2 separate regions of the Homo sapiens genome follow, and region 2 is linked to region 1. A link is a loop called in an ENCODE intact Hi-C map of the cell type or tissue named here. Cell type or tissue: endothelial cell of umbilical vein. All regions are shown on one strand.

The links. A loop is a pair of places that touch in the nucleus more often than their neighbours do. Peaks named below come from ENCODE experiments on the same cell type or tissue, not always from the same donor. Only the 100,000 strongest peaks of a DNase experiment are listed, where the experiment ranks them.
Region 2: it touches region 1 in a loop (9-fold over the local background); 2 of 110 quality-filtered maps call a loop at or near these places.

The regions. Positions count from the first base shown.
Region 1 is chr3:143,439,731-143,447,730 of GRCh38, forward strand. The region is part of intron 12 of SLC9A9 (solute carrier family 9 member A9); the gene reads right to left. Among named protein-coding and RNA genes, the nearest start is that of SLC9A9-AS1, 100 kb to the left of the region's middle. RefSeq lists an enhancer at 3,747-4,946. In endothelial cell of umbilical vein, no CTCF peak of the experiment used is centred here; a DNase peak (open chromatin) is centred at 4,221; H3K27ac peaks cover 2,690 bases.
Region 2 is chr3:143,327,993-143,335,992 of GRCh38, forward strand. The region is part of intron 14 of SLC9A9 (solute carrier family 9 member A9); the gene reads right to left. Among named protein-coding and RNA genes, the nearest start is that of SLC9A9-AS1, 10 kb to the right of the region's middle. In endothelial cell of umbilical vein, no CTCF peak of the experiment used is centred here; DNase peaks (open chromatin) are centred at 2,099 and 3,499.

The DNA.
Region 1 (8,000 bases):
AAAAGAGAGATGCAAAGAACACAAGGACCTGGGCTCTGAGAGGAGGCTGGAGTAGCCTCTTAAGGGCTCTGGCAGGTGGGAAGGAGGTGGTTCAGTGGAATGTGTGGCCATGAGGATAAAGCAGAAGTTAGTCATGTCAGAGGCAGAGGTGGCCCTTCTAAAGCTCAGGCACCAACCTCTGGGCCTTAAAATGAAGCCCTCAGCAGTTTTATTGCTTCAGGAGTTCAGAGACTGCCCTGGGGCTGAATTCAGCCTGCCTCTGACATTGTTGGTTTTCCAGAGCAGCAGAATTAACCAATGCATACTACATTGTTTTCATGCTCACTTAAACCACATTCAAACTGTGCTTACAGCAGGAAAGGGACAGTTAAGAAAGAGTGAATGGTGCAGAAAACACAAGGAGCATATGCTGACGGTGGCTGAGAATTTTTGTGACTTTTGTTTGCCCCTCTCTTCTGCAGGGAGACCCACCTAGGGATTTTACAAGTGCTGAAAACACAGCAATTTATAATGTTTCCTGTGGGAAATCAACAAAGTCCTTTAAGGCATTTGAATGGTATCTTTAATCTCCACTGTGCTAATGCTGCTTGAGTTCTGGGAGGGTTCCCTTTTGCTTATGATTGGCAGAGTAAGGGGAAACACCCTATTCACTGGGTGCTCTGGAGAATGAGGAGAGTCGGGGTTACGGGGAAGACTAACGTGGTTCAAGGAGTTTGGCCCCTAACTAGGGGGACAAGTCATATACATGAAGGCTCCATGACTTCACAAGGCAGAGATGAGATACAGGTCATCCACAGTGAGGTGCCTCCAGGTCTTTGCTCTCAAAGCCCGCATGGCTCACGATGCTCTTCATGTTCCACAGGGTATCCCACCGGGTAAATGAAGCTGTATATGAGCCTGTCTGTGTTAGCCAAGGGCCACAGCAAGCCTTTGCTTACCGATGCAGGTCTTTACTGAATGTAGTGATACTCTCTTTGATGTGAAATTACAAAATGATAAACAGCTTGGTGGTAGAAAGCCACTTGAACAGTGTACACCCCAAAGGAGCTTTGCTGGTAAAACTGAAGCCGTTTAAATATATTCATGGACAAGAGGCTTTAAAGCAAGCCTGGCATAACTTTGGGGCATTGTTATTCTACAGAGCTTGGTCTAAAACTACAGATTTAAAGATGCTGTTCTTCAGAATTCTATTTACTGACTTGAGGGCAACTTTATTTGGTGACATCAGGAAGTTTGTCCATTTTCTGTGCTGTGCCCTTTCAGACAGGCTTACTCTTCTCTAGGATCTTACTGTGCTGACATATTCTTGTTAACCCAGTTTTTTTCTTTTATCATTCTCACCTTTCCAACCTTCCTCCCTTTCATCAAAACTTACCCATTCTAAGTTGCATTTTCTCAGGGCCCTACTTTTTGTTTGCCAAAGTGGTAAACAGTAACTGAGAATCTCATGAGTATTCATGAGTAAATGGAATGAGCTAGAATTCCTCTTGACTCTTTCCTCAACTCCTTCCTCCACTTTGTGGTAGAATATCTGCTTAACGGATATTCTAGGTACTCTCTGGAGCTTTAAAGGGAATTTCAGGCCATGTGAAAAAGGGTGTGGAGCTATGCCAGGGAGGGTGGGAAGTGTACTTATGAATAACGTGGGATCCTCACAGAAAACCTCAGATAAACACTTTTAACACAAACTAATATTCCTACTGCATCAGATACCTTAGCAGGTAATTATAGTCACTTTCTTACTAGACATTGGTCTCTCTACTTTTATCAAGAACCCAAGAGTTAGTCAAAGGCATCTTGGCAGTTAAACATATGCATCCTTCAAGCATTTAGGACAACCTAAGACTGTGATTGCTAATTTCACATCAGCCAGTATCTGCACTTTTTTTTTTTTCCAGAAGAAAAAAACCTTGTTATCTTTCAATGCAGAGTTATATTGAAGTGATCAATGTGTGCTCTGGATGGGCTGTGGTTTCTGTTTTCTATGCCAGCCTCCTTGAGGGCCCTTCTCTCAGAGTTCCCCATCTCCGCCCTGTACTATCAATTTGGCCATATGTAAAGTGTCCTTTAAAATACCTTCTAGGCAGTGTGTCATTTACTCATTCATCCATCCATCCATCCATCCATCCATCCATCCATCCATCCATCCACTCATCCATCCATCTCTACTCATCCATCCATCCAGCCACCTACCCACTTAACCACCCATCCCCTAATTACCCATCCATCCTTCTACCCACCTGACCACCCATACCCTTATTACCCATTCATCCTTCCACCCACCCATCAGCCCAACCACCCATCCCTTAACTACCCATCCATCCACCCACCCACTCATCAATCCAACCATTCTGGGTGGTTTGGCCTTACTGAAATAGGAGAGGGAGACAGGTTGCTGAGGAAGGTGCCTGCACAGTGGAGCTCCACCCTTTAAGATCAACGTAGAGCAAAATGAGTATAAAGTAACAATTTTATACAAACAAGATGGGCTTCCTACAAAACAGTTTCTGAAAGGACTCATGTACTGTTACAGAGCAGCATCTCAGTGGAGATACGCCCTCATGTCAATAAAACAGACAATATATTTTCAGCTCCCAAGGTCAGAATGCTCACCAAGCTCTCACATGTTTAAAAACTGGACAATTATAGCATTGTTGGCTTTTGCAAATTGCTTGCTACCTATGTAAATTCTAACTTTAAACTCACATGGGCTGGGCACGGTGGCTCATGCCTGTAATCCCAGCACTTTGGGAGGCTGAGGCGGGTAGATCACCTGAGGTAGGAGTTCAAGGCCAGCATGGCCAACACAGGGAAACCCCGTCTCTACTAAAAATATAAAAATTAGCCCAGTGTGGTAGTGGGTGCCTGTAATCCCAGCTACTTGGGAGGCTGAGGGAGGGAGAATTGCTTGAACCCGGGAGGCAGAGGTTGCAGTGAGCCAAGATTGTTGTGCTACCGCACTCCAGCCTGGGTGACAGAGTGAAACTCCATCTCAATAAATAAATAAATAAACTCACATGTTGCAAGTAAGCGTTATTAGCACTAGAAAGTGAAATGGGACTGGTGAGTTCAGTTAGTAGAGACGAACAAAGGCTTGCTTAGGCATAAAACAAGATGGGAGAGGACATGATGTTGTGTAAGAAAACTGCCAGCCCATGGGGCCCGGTGGGGTGGGAGCTAGGGATGAATGACAAAGATTTTCCTACTAAGTTGGAAGAATGTTCTCTGAGGTTATGGTCCTTTGATTGTTTCTAGTACTTAAGCATGATCAACTGCCATTTGAGCTACATAAAGTATGACTAAGGACTCCATTTACAGCCTCTGGGAAAGAAAGAGTCTTTTGAATCCTCTGTAGCCTGCTCTGGCTAAAGAGACACATTAAGGTATGGTATAAAACAAGCCACCCCTGTAGGGGAACAGATTAGGGCTTGGGGGTGTGGGGGCTGGGGGCCAGAATATTACATTTGAGATACAAAATTACATTGAGAGGCAAGGTTTAAAATCATTTGTCTCACCACATGTTTTCCATTTGTGACTTCTCAAAGCCACAACAAAGGCTCTCCCCTCCTTGCCCATGTGCCTGCTATACTGATAAGGTGAACAGTTTTTTTTTTTAAAGGTTTTCAGCATAATAGTGTTTTAAGACGTAATCTCATTTGCTGCTCCTTTAATTGCTGTTTTGTAATGTTTTATCTATTTTAATTACTGTTTTAATGTGCTGCTTGTACCCTGAGGTGCTTCTGTGAAGGGTACCATTTTAAGAAATGAAGAACTAGATAAACAAATAAATCCACAGGTAAGGGATCATAGTAGTCTACCCTGTGTTTAAATGAGCATTTTTAATTTGCCTGGTATTGAGTGTTGACTAGCAATAGTCTCTTTTTCATGTGTAAGGACAGAGGTATGATGTCTAAGGTCCAACACAAAGCATACGTAGAGCTGGGAATAAAAGGCAATATTCCCAAGGGCTGTCCTAATTCACAATAAGTAGAACTTATGCTATCATGTTTAAGTTTGATCTTATGTTCCCAACAATTCTTTAGAAGTAGCAATAGCTCTAATGAAGGCAAAAGTATATATTTTCCATTTAACTCTAGTAGCAATTGAATTGTAGTTTTCTTGGCCAGGAAACAAATTCAATAGACCCAGTTCTTAACCTGAGTCATGTTACCCTTAGTCACACACATGACACGATTGCATTCCTTGGCTTACTAAAGCAGGAAATGGACCAGTGGCTTGGGGTTTCCTGACTGGATAAGTAGGTGGTGTAATGACTTAACATCCCTTCACTCCCCCACGGCCACACCCAGATTTTTATTTCCGTATTTAAACACAAGCAAGGTCAAAACAACAGATGAAATTTAATAAAACAGTAGTAGTGACGCCTAAATGTTTTTACTGACTTCCTAAAAATGCTTTGGAATCAGCTTCAACTGCATTTATAAATGAAGAAGGAAATGAAGCTCAACACCCCAGCTACGAAATTGTTTGGTCCTAAATTGGCCAGATGCCTAGATTTCCTTTATGTAAACAGGGTCAAATGTGAGGCCAGCCAATTGTAAACTAAGATTCTAGCCTCCTATATTCTCATAGTCGGAGATGTTAATGAAGTTGCCAGGTTTCCACAAAGTTGAAGTGCAACCTCTTCCTATCATGAAGCCCAGGCAGATGCAACCAGCCCAGGTAATGGCACAGCAGCCTAGGCCACTTGGAACAAATGTGGTTCATGGAGTGCAAAAGAAATAACTTTATCATGCCCCACCTTTCCCCAACACACACGTACATACCTACTTTTTCAGACTCTGGAGCGGGGTCCTTGACTTTTTAATAGTCTCAGATAGTTTATTTTTAAGTCCTCTGGTGACTTCTAATCACATAAATAGTCTCAGCTTAGTAATATGTAATAATAACAATCCCTAAATTTCAGCTGGAGTGAGTCTTCCTACCCCATCAGCTTGGGCCTGCCACCAGGGGTGAAGGGGCAATCTTCTTATTTTCCTTCTCTTCCTTACCCCATTCCTAGTTGCTAGCTTGACTTCTCCAAGGTGAGGGGACAGAGGAAAAGGAAGAGGTAAATGGGAAAGAAAGGTTTCATTCAATTGGCATGAATGTGGCATATTTCCCTTTGGCTGTGGTGGATGTTGGAAGCTGGCCCATGTGGGCATTTGTGAGGTCTCTTCAGGGTTCCGTCTACCCCTGGGCCCTCTGATGGGCAGTTTCCTGATATGGACTGTGTGTCCATCCACCACTGCCTTGGCCCCTGAACATCTAACTCCATAGCCCCGGTTTTCCTCTGCTGTGATCTTCTCACCCCTTCAGGTAACATTCTAGGTCAGAAAGTAAGCCACCTCCACAGAGGCTCTCTCCATTATATCACACATGTCAATCAATAGGAAACACACTCTTTAGATACATTCTTGGTGGGAATGTAGGAACTTCTCAAGCTGTGGCTCACTCTGCTGTTGTAGACCACTTCAGCTAGTTTTTGACACCTTAGATTTCTTAGATGTGAGTCAGACAGTGAGTATATCACGGGGTTCCCCAGTCCTTTGAGGACATGCATGAAACTTGTCAATGGTCTCACTGAAGCCACATCTCATGGGCTTAAGATGAGGACAAACAACTTATTACCCCTTTCACATAGGAGATGTGATTCACAGGTTTACTTTGACCAATGGAATGTGAGTAGACATGATACATGCCATGTCCCAGCAGAAGCTCTTGGAAACTTTGGGAGTTTCAATCCTTTTGCTCCTTTCCTCTGCTACAAGAGAATAGCATGCTACGGATGGGACTGCTCCTTTAGCCTGGGTCTAAGAGTGAGAAAACAGATGGCACAGAGCTCCAAACAGAGTCAAGCCGAGCTGAGCTGCAGATGAACCCAGCAGAGTCAAGCAGATCTGTAGCTGACACCATACCTTTATGGAATTTGAACAAAACACTGATCTTTATGGTTGTAAACCATTGTGATATTAGGACTAGTTCCTGCAGCAAAAACTGGCATATACACTAGCCAATAGGTGGCCAGGGAGGTATGAGATTAATTAGGTGGAGTGTGTCTTAGAATCCAAGTGAAGAAAGTGTTTCAAGTAAGATCAATTATGTTAAAAGTTTTTGATTGTCCAATAAAATGCAAAGTGAAGCTTGACCATTGGACTTAGCAACGCTGAGGGGAGTATCAAGACTAACAAGAACAGCTTTGGTAGAATGATGGGGCTACAGACTGCTCAGAGTAAGTTTAAGAAAGAGTGAGAAGAAAGGATTGGTAGACACTATGAATTATAGCTCTTTTGAAGGATTTTGCTGTAAAGGACAGCAGAGAATGGGGCTGTAGCTGGAGAGAAATGTTTTATTTTAAAAAATAAAAGTAATTAATCTGGGTTTTTAAATTATCCAGTGAAAAGGACAAAATAATGATATGAGGGAAAAAAAGAGACAAATATTGGAGTAATGTCTTCCAATAAGTAGAGAGGATATGATTAACAGGCAAGTAGAAGGGGGGGCCCTAACTGGAGTGAGGCCAGTTTGTCGGTTGTAATATGGTGGAAGGTGGAGTTTAAGGAAACTGATGCAGGAGGTAGATACACTGGGGACCTCGTGGAAGTTATCTTCTGACTGTTTCTATTCTCTTACGAATTGGAAAGATGATCTGCTTAAAGAGAAGGCTGGGGAAGGGGTTATGGGGGCTTGAGGAGAGAAAGTTGGAACCTGTTGCTCAGCAGAGTGGGAAGGTAAATGGGTTAGGGCACTTCGGGATGATTGATGAGCAGCTCCTAAAGGCCCTGAATGCCTACTGGGTGCCAGGCACTGTGCTAACAGCTGAGAGACAGAGGGAAGAGGTCCAGACCTCACTTTTACCCTCAGGAGTCTCACAGTCTAAGGTGGAAAGTTGTCATTCAGATCCATTAGTGAACCATGAGTTACTTCTGTGGGGTGTGATCTATCAGGATGGGAAATGTGGGAATGCGGTGGGAGTACAAAGCAGGAAAGTACCTTAGCTGGGGCAGGAGGCTGCTGATGGGTAAAAGGTTCTCAGGAGAGATGACTGACTCTTAGTGTGAGGCATGGAAGAAGAAATAGGTGGTGTGGCACATTTGGGGGAAATTAAAATGCTTCAATATGGCTGAGATATAAGGTAGGTGTGTATGTGTGTGTGTGTGTGTGTGTGCATGCACACATGTGTGCACACAATCATATGTGTATGTACTCACATGCATGTTTAGAAGAGGGTTATATGTGTGACAAAGTGATTCCCAGAGACACATGTGTTGAAAGCCATGATCAATATTCTGCCTTCCTGTTTCCCTGTGACATGCACCACATACTTGAAACTACCACCTTATCCCCCTCTAAGCCTCATCTATTGCAAATATACTTGGAGGAAGCCGAAGTTATAAAGTTGTTATTTATTTTTACAGCATGCATTGGGAGCTATAAGACACACTGCACAACCCAATGAGAAATTAATTGTGAAGACGTAAACACAGGCCAGATTTCCATTTCACCTTGGTGCCCTACTGGGTTATGCAGACTGAGAATTTGGCTCAGTGACTGAAAAAAATTCCTAGCCAAATGTTTGTGTTGAGAACTGGAAGCAAAAGTATTAAGTAAAACACACAACATCAAAAACAATACTATTATATCATTAATTTTACAAAATACATTTACTCCTATAGTCTTGTGTTTCTTTTGTTGCCAGTAGAATAATTTTCTCTCTGAAAACCATTGCCTTAAAGTTAACCTTAAAAAAATAAAACAGGGCAAGTTGTTTTTTGCAAATGACTTGTATCACTATTTGAAATGGTTTCCAGTTAGTATTCCCTAATGGTGTTCCTGCTAACTTCCTACTAAAATCCATTTCAAGGCCCAGAAAAGGCAAACAATTCCAATACTACGGAAAACCCTATGCAATGGACAAGCTTGTGTGGAATATCACAGGAGTTTTCAATACTCATAATGCTGACAATGGTTATTTTGAGAAAAGCAAACAGGAGAATAGA
Region 2 (8,000 bases), 110 kb before region 1:
TGGACATTTTTTTCTGTATGCACAAGTACTATCTATTTTCTCTGCTTACATTTGTTTGATAAAGAATAGATCTCTATAAATCAGAATCTGAGTTTTCTTTAAATAAACAATTACATATGATACTATAGTGGTAGATACATGTCATTACAAATTTGTCAAAACCCACGGAATGCATAACACAACCTCAATGTAAACTATGGACTTCGGCTAATAATGTGTCAATATTGATGTTAATAACAGAGGAAACTATGTGTGGGACATATGGAGTATATGGCAACTCTGTACTTTCTGCTCAATTTTTCTGTAAATCTAGAACTGCTCCAAAATGTAAGGTCTATTAATTTTTAAAAATATGAAAGTTTATAATCCCTTGGTTTTCAGATATTTGATGATATCAAAGATTGTTTTACTGAACTACTGTGAATAGCCTGAAAACACAGCAACAGTGAACCATAAAGAGGCATGTAAACTTCCACTATCTTAATGAGATGCTGATGTAACACTGAAGCCTGGATAACCCTAACTGTGTTTGACACATTCCGTTCTCCATCTTCCCGATTCAAAACCCTACACGGTATTCAAAGCCCAGTGCAATGCCATCCCCTTTATCAGAACCTCCAACCCTCCACCTGGAAGTAATTTCTGTCACTCCTACACCCTGGTGGTAATTTGCTTGAACTTTTCCAGCCTTCACATGTTGTACACAGGCCTCTCCTGTTTCTACCACAAGATGTCTTTAGCTGCTAGAAGATGTTTGGATTGTTCTCCTTGATTAGCTTGATTTTTCCCCCTAATATTCGCTTCGTTATGGACCCCAGGGGTTGTATGTTGGTAACAATGCCTGGATCATTCCTCTCTAATAACACTGTCCTTGCCTATCTGCAAGTCTGAATGTTTTGTGATGTTGCATATTCTGCTGTCAGTTTTGCTTGACCACATCTGACCCATTTAGGGATCTTGCCAGAGTCCTGAACATATAACTTATTGCCTACTGTGTGCCCTGAACTTTCCACTCGAGTTGACCTTTGCAAGCAGTACTTGCTCTAAAAGGGTATCAAAGTCAAACGACCAACTTTTAATAATCTAACTACACAAGAACAGGGAGATGTTTCCCAGCCTTAGCGCAGCCATAACCCAAACAACACATTGCTCCATAATGCTCACAATAAATCCTGTATATTGCATAAAGGATGTTTCCCATTAAGGGCAACCTTACAGCTCTAGCAATGTTTTTTGTCCGTTGAAGGTGAAGGTGTGTATGTGTTTGGGGTGGAGGTGGCGGTAGGGGAGTTAGTTGATGGGTGAGTAAAGAAAACAGATAAGAGTCTGAGACCAGGGGCTGACCAGAGTACTTAGTAGAACAACATGGCCAAAATGAAAAAATAAAGTTGTAGAACCCGTACAGGTAATTCTCCTTTGCATTGGCAGCATCAGATCCCTATTGACATGAAATTTGAAATCATTGGTTAGCAAAACAATTTTGATTTCCCATTGAGTTCTTGGGGAGGGGGTGCAAATAACATTGGTGAAGCTGGGCTGCCCGACTCTGCCATCCTCCCATATGGCAGGTGTGCAGGCCACCTTGGCCTCCTGCGCGTGCTGCTCCTCATGGGCAGCTGCAGTCCGCCCATCGTCTCTGGGGCTGATGGAGAAGTGCTCGCCTCTCTGGCAGAGGGAGCTTCACTTCTGTTCCATTCATCTCCCTAGCTGCTCAGCAGTTCCTCCTTTTGGAGGCTGCTGTTCCTCTCCTCTTCCGAGGCTTGGGCATCCCAGCTGCAGGACCTGGGAGCCCAAGCCCCCAGGCCACGTGAGCCTCGTGCCCCGGTGCACAGCAGCCCCGCTCCTGCCCAGCCGTCAGCGCTCACTTTCCTCCCAGCTTTTGTTCCGCACCTTTCCTCCCTACAGGTTCTGGCACTGCGCCTTGCTGCTGACTTGTATTTTTTTCTCCATGATACAGGAGGGAGGGTAATTAGGAGGAAATCCTGAGAATCTTCAAACTACTGGAAAAAAAAGAAAATGCTGGCGGCGCTATTCATGGAAAGTGGAATTTGGCCTGGCTGTGACCTCCCCCATGCCTGGCTTAGACTCCTGGTGGAGGAGACAGATGGTGAGGTGAGGAAAGCTGTGTGACCCGATCACTGCCGGCCAGAGCAATCGGCAGGAGCAGTGAAGAGGAGATCATTTTAAAGCAAACATGGACTTTAGGGCAGGAGAGTAGAAGGGTAAATCTTTATATATTGGAAGCCAAGGCATTTCTGAATGGAATGAGCTTAGCAGTTTTATTTTAAATTCAGCGCCAAGAGGTAGACAGTGGACTTGCCCAGCATCAAATCTCACATTCAACACTGGGGACAGCTAGCTCAGAATCTGAAAGGGACAGTCATGGTCCCTTTCTAAGGAAATGTTCCCAGCAGTTAAGTAATCCGATCTGAATTGTGGAATAAATGGTGCTTTGAAATGTGTTTCTCATTAATCTTCATTTAAATGTAGACAGCTAAGTGGTTTGGATGTTATTTTGAGAGTGTCTCTTTAACCAAAAATTTATTATTAATGGCAAATATTTTAGGGCATGGTTGGCTGAATTTTCCTGGGTGTCAAACACATACTGTTTCCTGAAAATCATAAAATGTCCTCCTTCTGTTCCTAACAGAAGTGACATATCCCATTGTCTTGTTTCCACAATGCTTAACTGTGTTATAACAAATGTCAATGGTGAATTAACTATCCCTTTGAATGTTTCAAATGTGACTTTTAATTAAGCATATTAACCTGATATATTATCATTTGAGAAGCAACTAAGATTATATGAATTTTAAACTTTTGGATGCCCGCAGAACATGAAAAGCACTTTATGAGGCTTGCATTAATGCATATTTCATTATAATGTAATTCTATATTAGATATTCCATTTATGCATAGAGCCAAAATAGTTTCTGCTCTGTAGTGACGCTGATTTAAATGAGTAAATCACAAGGAATCGAGAAATCTTAACTCTTTGTGAATCTCAGCATTATCATGCATATAAAGAAAGTCTTTGTGGGCAGAATCTTACCTTTAGTTAATAGAGTACAGCATTTTTTATTCAAGTGGGATGGGGTAAGAGAGGATGGATGAACTATTTCTTCTGTATAACATTAACTGATTAGAGACAATCCTGAGCATTCCCTGAGCATTTTTCATTTACTCCACATATAGCAGCTGATCAGTTTTGCCACACAGAGCAGTCAATAAGGCTGAAGTACACATGAGAGGGTTATGAGGGGCTGGTGGGCTGCCTTGCCCACATGGGTAAGGAGAACATGTGCAATATTAATGCATAAAGAAACTCTGGGAGCTAGATGCATGCTACTCTGCAGGGCTGCCTTAAAGTATCCTGTGTAATATTACTAATAGACCTTTTACAATTTTTATAGCTTCCCGAGTTATTTTTGAGTCAGTGCTAGCATTCAATTATTTCCTGTTGAATAGGGAACAAAACAGGCCTAAAGACTGAAAGGAAAAGCTGCTGTGGGGAGCGGTCTCTCCAGATGGAAGTTTTCTGGCAGATTGTGATTTGTGACTCAGAATGAGCCCAGATTACTGTGCCATATGGGTGGCAGCAGTGCCTGTAGACACTATTCAGTTATTCAGTAGGCTCCTCCTGAACTCCTACTATGCGTTGGTTACTTGCCGGGCACTGGGAAACAAAGATGAGTAAGCGATAGTATCTGCCACCAAGGAGTCCATTCATTTATTCATTCATTCATTTAACCAACATTTACTGAGCATCAATGATGTGCATTGTATATTAGGGGAGTTGAGCACGTAAACATAGAGTAAATTACCATATGGTGTGACAAAATCAGTTATAGGAAAAAAATGCTCTGCAGCTTAGAGGTGGAGAGAGAGAAATTATATTTGGGGCAGTCAGGAATCCTCACAGAAAATGTGACATTCAACATGAATGTTGAAGTAGGATTAGGAAATTATTGAGAGGAAAGAAGGACAAGGTCATTCCAGACAATGAGAACAGCATGAGCAAAGTCATGGAGTTAAGGTTTCATGCTTGGGAGGAAAAATAAGAAAATAAGAAATAGATTGTGGATATAGCTTTTGGCTCATAGGGAGGAAATGCAACTAGAGAAATAACTTATGCAGGATCTTTCATGTCATGTTAGAGTTTGGCATTATTCTGAACGTTGGGAATGGAAAATTCCAGAGCTCCCTTCTGTCTATCCTCATGGCAGATATCCCTAAAATGGCATGAATGGTATTCTTTCCTGCTGAGCCCAGGCCAACCCTTGGAATCTTTCTCTATGTAGGGTTCTAAAAAACCTCAACCAACTTACTGGAACTGGTACAAAGAAGAAGTATATTCACCATCTTGGTTACAGGCAAAGGAAGCAAAGATTTTTAAATAGGGAAATGACAAGTGTGTGCTGTCATTCTCTATACTGATTTGATTATTGGGAAGACCATTTGAACCGGTGCACTGGAGAATGAATTAGAGTGGGGAGAATCTTGAATCAGGAAAACCAATAGGAAACTGTTTAATAGTTCAAGTCATTGGTTCTCAACCTGATGGCCCACTAATACATTTGAGATGCTTGTTACAAATGTCAATACCTAGGTTCCACCCTTGATGAATTAATCCAGAATTTAAAACAAAACAAAAGCCAAGTGGTTCATTTGTGCCCAAGGGTTGAGATCCACTTGTCTGTAAATCTGATCATGGAAACATTTATTTATTAGACAGAAGAGGTTTTATCTCTTTTAATGTATACTTGGAGAGGCGAGTGGATGACTTTGGGAAGATGGGAAATGATTTGCTTCCATTGGGCCTTTACTCATATAGTACTACTCATAATGGCTGCTTTCTTGATTGTCATCTATATCGCTGCTGACTTATCTATAGATATTTAATCCACCATATCAATCATCTGCATATGTATTTTTAATCCCCAATTTACAGATAAGGTAACAAAGTGTCAGAGACTTTAAGTAACTTGCTTAATGTCATAAGGTAATTGATGCCAACTACAACTGCCAATACATCTACTGTAGTTTTTTAAGGGGAAAACTGATGAGAATGTGAATGTTTCTCTCTGGTTCAAAACAAGGTCATCCTTACCCATCAGGAACTGTGCCTTTCATGTTCTGATTGGCTCAAATCCTCACTGTATGCACATTGCACAATTGTCCTGCCTATGTGTGCTTTCACGCTTGTGATTTCTGTGAACAAACAGTACCAAGAACCACCACCTCCCACCCCCCACCCAAATCAGAGACATGTTGGCTCACTTTAAATATCCTTTTAAAAACATCCATACAAATTGGATTTCTTTCCCTAATTGTTATTTAGCAAGCAAATAATGCTCCATGGCTGCCTAATTATTTGGATTGTTTCAGAACTAGTAAGCAGAAAACTAGTACTAGCAATAGTATTCACAGTAAACACTAGGTTCTTACTTTGTCTGAAACTTCTCTTCTAGAGTCTCTCTATACAACCAAGGCAGCTCTCATAGCCAGCACCCGTGCTATGCATTTAATTCAACAATGTGGGTCTCATTTATAAGCCAGCAGGCTGCTTCCTGACCTGGGGGATAGACCACGAAGGTTTGGCTTTAGGAGGGGCATGCTACTGCAACCAGGTGAGCCACATGGCTTGCCTAGCAACAAAGAATGCCAAGAACAGAATGCACAAAGTGAAGAATTCCTAATTTTGAATCCAGTGCTTTCAACTACCAGATTGTATTAATTCCTAGAAATGAAACAAAGTAAGAGATGCTTTATTTACTGTATTTATTATGGTTTACTCTTTTGGCAAAATCTTATGCATTATGTTAGCTGCTTCTTTTTTACTTATCATTGGAAGGAGACCCTAGAACCTTGTCTTTCCAGTTGTTTTTTGTGGAGCCCCAGGATTTCTTAGTGGATGAGGGAAACTTCAAGTGGATGTCATGGGGAAGTGAAGGTGAAGTTGCACTCAGCTCTACAATTTCCATCCCAACTTTGATTAGAATAGTTTTGCTTTTATTAATTTTGTATTTGAAAAAATAATCTGCTACAATTGGTACAAAGAGCACTGCACTAGATATAAGAAATCTCTGGGTAAAACATTTGTATATGCCAATCAATTGGAATTCTTGTTGTTTTTAATAATTTGAAAATCCAAAATCCAATTTTGATCCTGTACATGTCTGGAAAAACTGGCATGAACATAGCTGAAAAGAGTTGTTATAAAGCCCATGAACTTGTCTCTTAGGAGATGTCTGGATCCGCCTATAGGTGCTCAGTCATGGCCAGTGGAATTAAAATGGATTTTAAAGATAAGGTCTCTGATTTTACGATCCTGGTCATTAGATTTCAAGAAAGAGCATATATTAGCAGATGGCTGTTGGAAGCGGACATGCTGAAAAGTGATAGATACCACAAGGGAAGATGTGAGTTAAGACTTAGTCACCCACTGCACTGGAGGGACTATCTCATAATGAATAGGAGTGTGGACTCTGAAGTCTGATGGATTTTGGTTCATGACCCAATTTGGACCCTTACTTGCTTTGTGATTTTGAGCCTCAGTGTTCTCTTCTGTAAAACGGGCTTAGTAGCAACCCTTACCTCATAATGTTATTGTGTGTATTAAATGAAATCATGCATGTAAGGTATGTATCAGTTTCTGGAAGACAATAAAGGCTCAGTAATAATATTCTGATTATAAAGTGACCTGAGTCATTTTTTGTTGTAGAAGCCAAAAACTGCTGAGGAAAACAGAGCATTACAACTATATATATTAGCTAACTCATAATGATAGCCCCAACTCATAAAGATATGCCAAGATATGCCTAATGAGAAGACTATGTAATGCATTTCAGAAAACTTTCCAAATAAAATCATGTTTAAAGTAACACATTTTAAGAAACAAGGCAAGATGCTCATTTTGCCACTGCTATTCAACATAGTACTGGAAGTCCTAGCCAGAGATAATAGGCATGAAAAAAAAAAATAGCACCCATATTGGAAAGGAAGAAGTACAATGATCTCTGTTCACAGATGACATAATCTTATATATAGAAAACCCTAAGGATTCCACAAAAAATCTGTTAGAGCTAATAAAGGAATTCAGAAAACCTGCAGGATTCAAGATCAACACAAAAAATCAGCTGTGTTTCTATACACTAACAATGAACACTCTTAAAAGGAAATTAAGAAAACAATCCCATTTACAATAGCATCATAAAGAATCAAATACTTAGAAATAAACATAACCAAGGAGGAGACTTGTACATTGAAAAGTACAAAACACTGATTAAAGAAATAAATAGACATTCCATGTTTATGGCTCAGAAGACTTAATATTGTTAAAATGTTTATACTGCCCAAAATGATGTATAGATTCAATAACATTCTGGTCAAAATCCCAATGGCATTTTTTACAGAAATAGAAAAAGATTCTAAAATTCACGTGAATCTCAAGGAAACCTGAATATCAAAACATTCTTGAAAAAGAAGAACAAAGCTAAAGGTTTCGTAATTCTTGATTTCAAAACATATTACAAGGCTATAGTATTCAAAACTGTGTGGTACTGGCATAAAAACAGACATTTAGACCAATGGAACAAAACAGAGCACCTAGAAATAAGCTCTTGTATGAGCAAATGATCTTTGATGAGTCAGGATCACACAATGGGGAAAGGATAGTCTCTTCAACAAATGGTGTTGGAAAACTGAATATCCATATGCAAAAGAACTAATTTGGACCTTTATCTTATGCCATATAGAAAAATCAACTCAAAATGAATCAAGGACCTAAGTATAAGATCTAAAACTATAAAGCTTTTGGAAGAAAACATAGAGGAAAGCCTTTATGATATTGGACTCAAATGATTTCTTGGATATAGCATCAAAAGCACAGACAATAAATGCAAAAATAGACAAATGGTACTACATCTTCTACATAAATTTAAAAACTTCTGCACATCAAATGAAACAGACAACAAAAAAGGCAACCAATGGAATGGAAG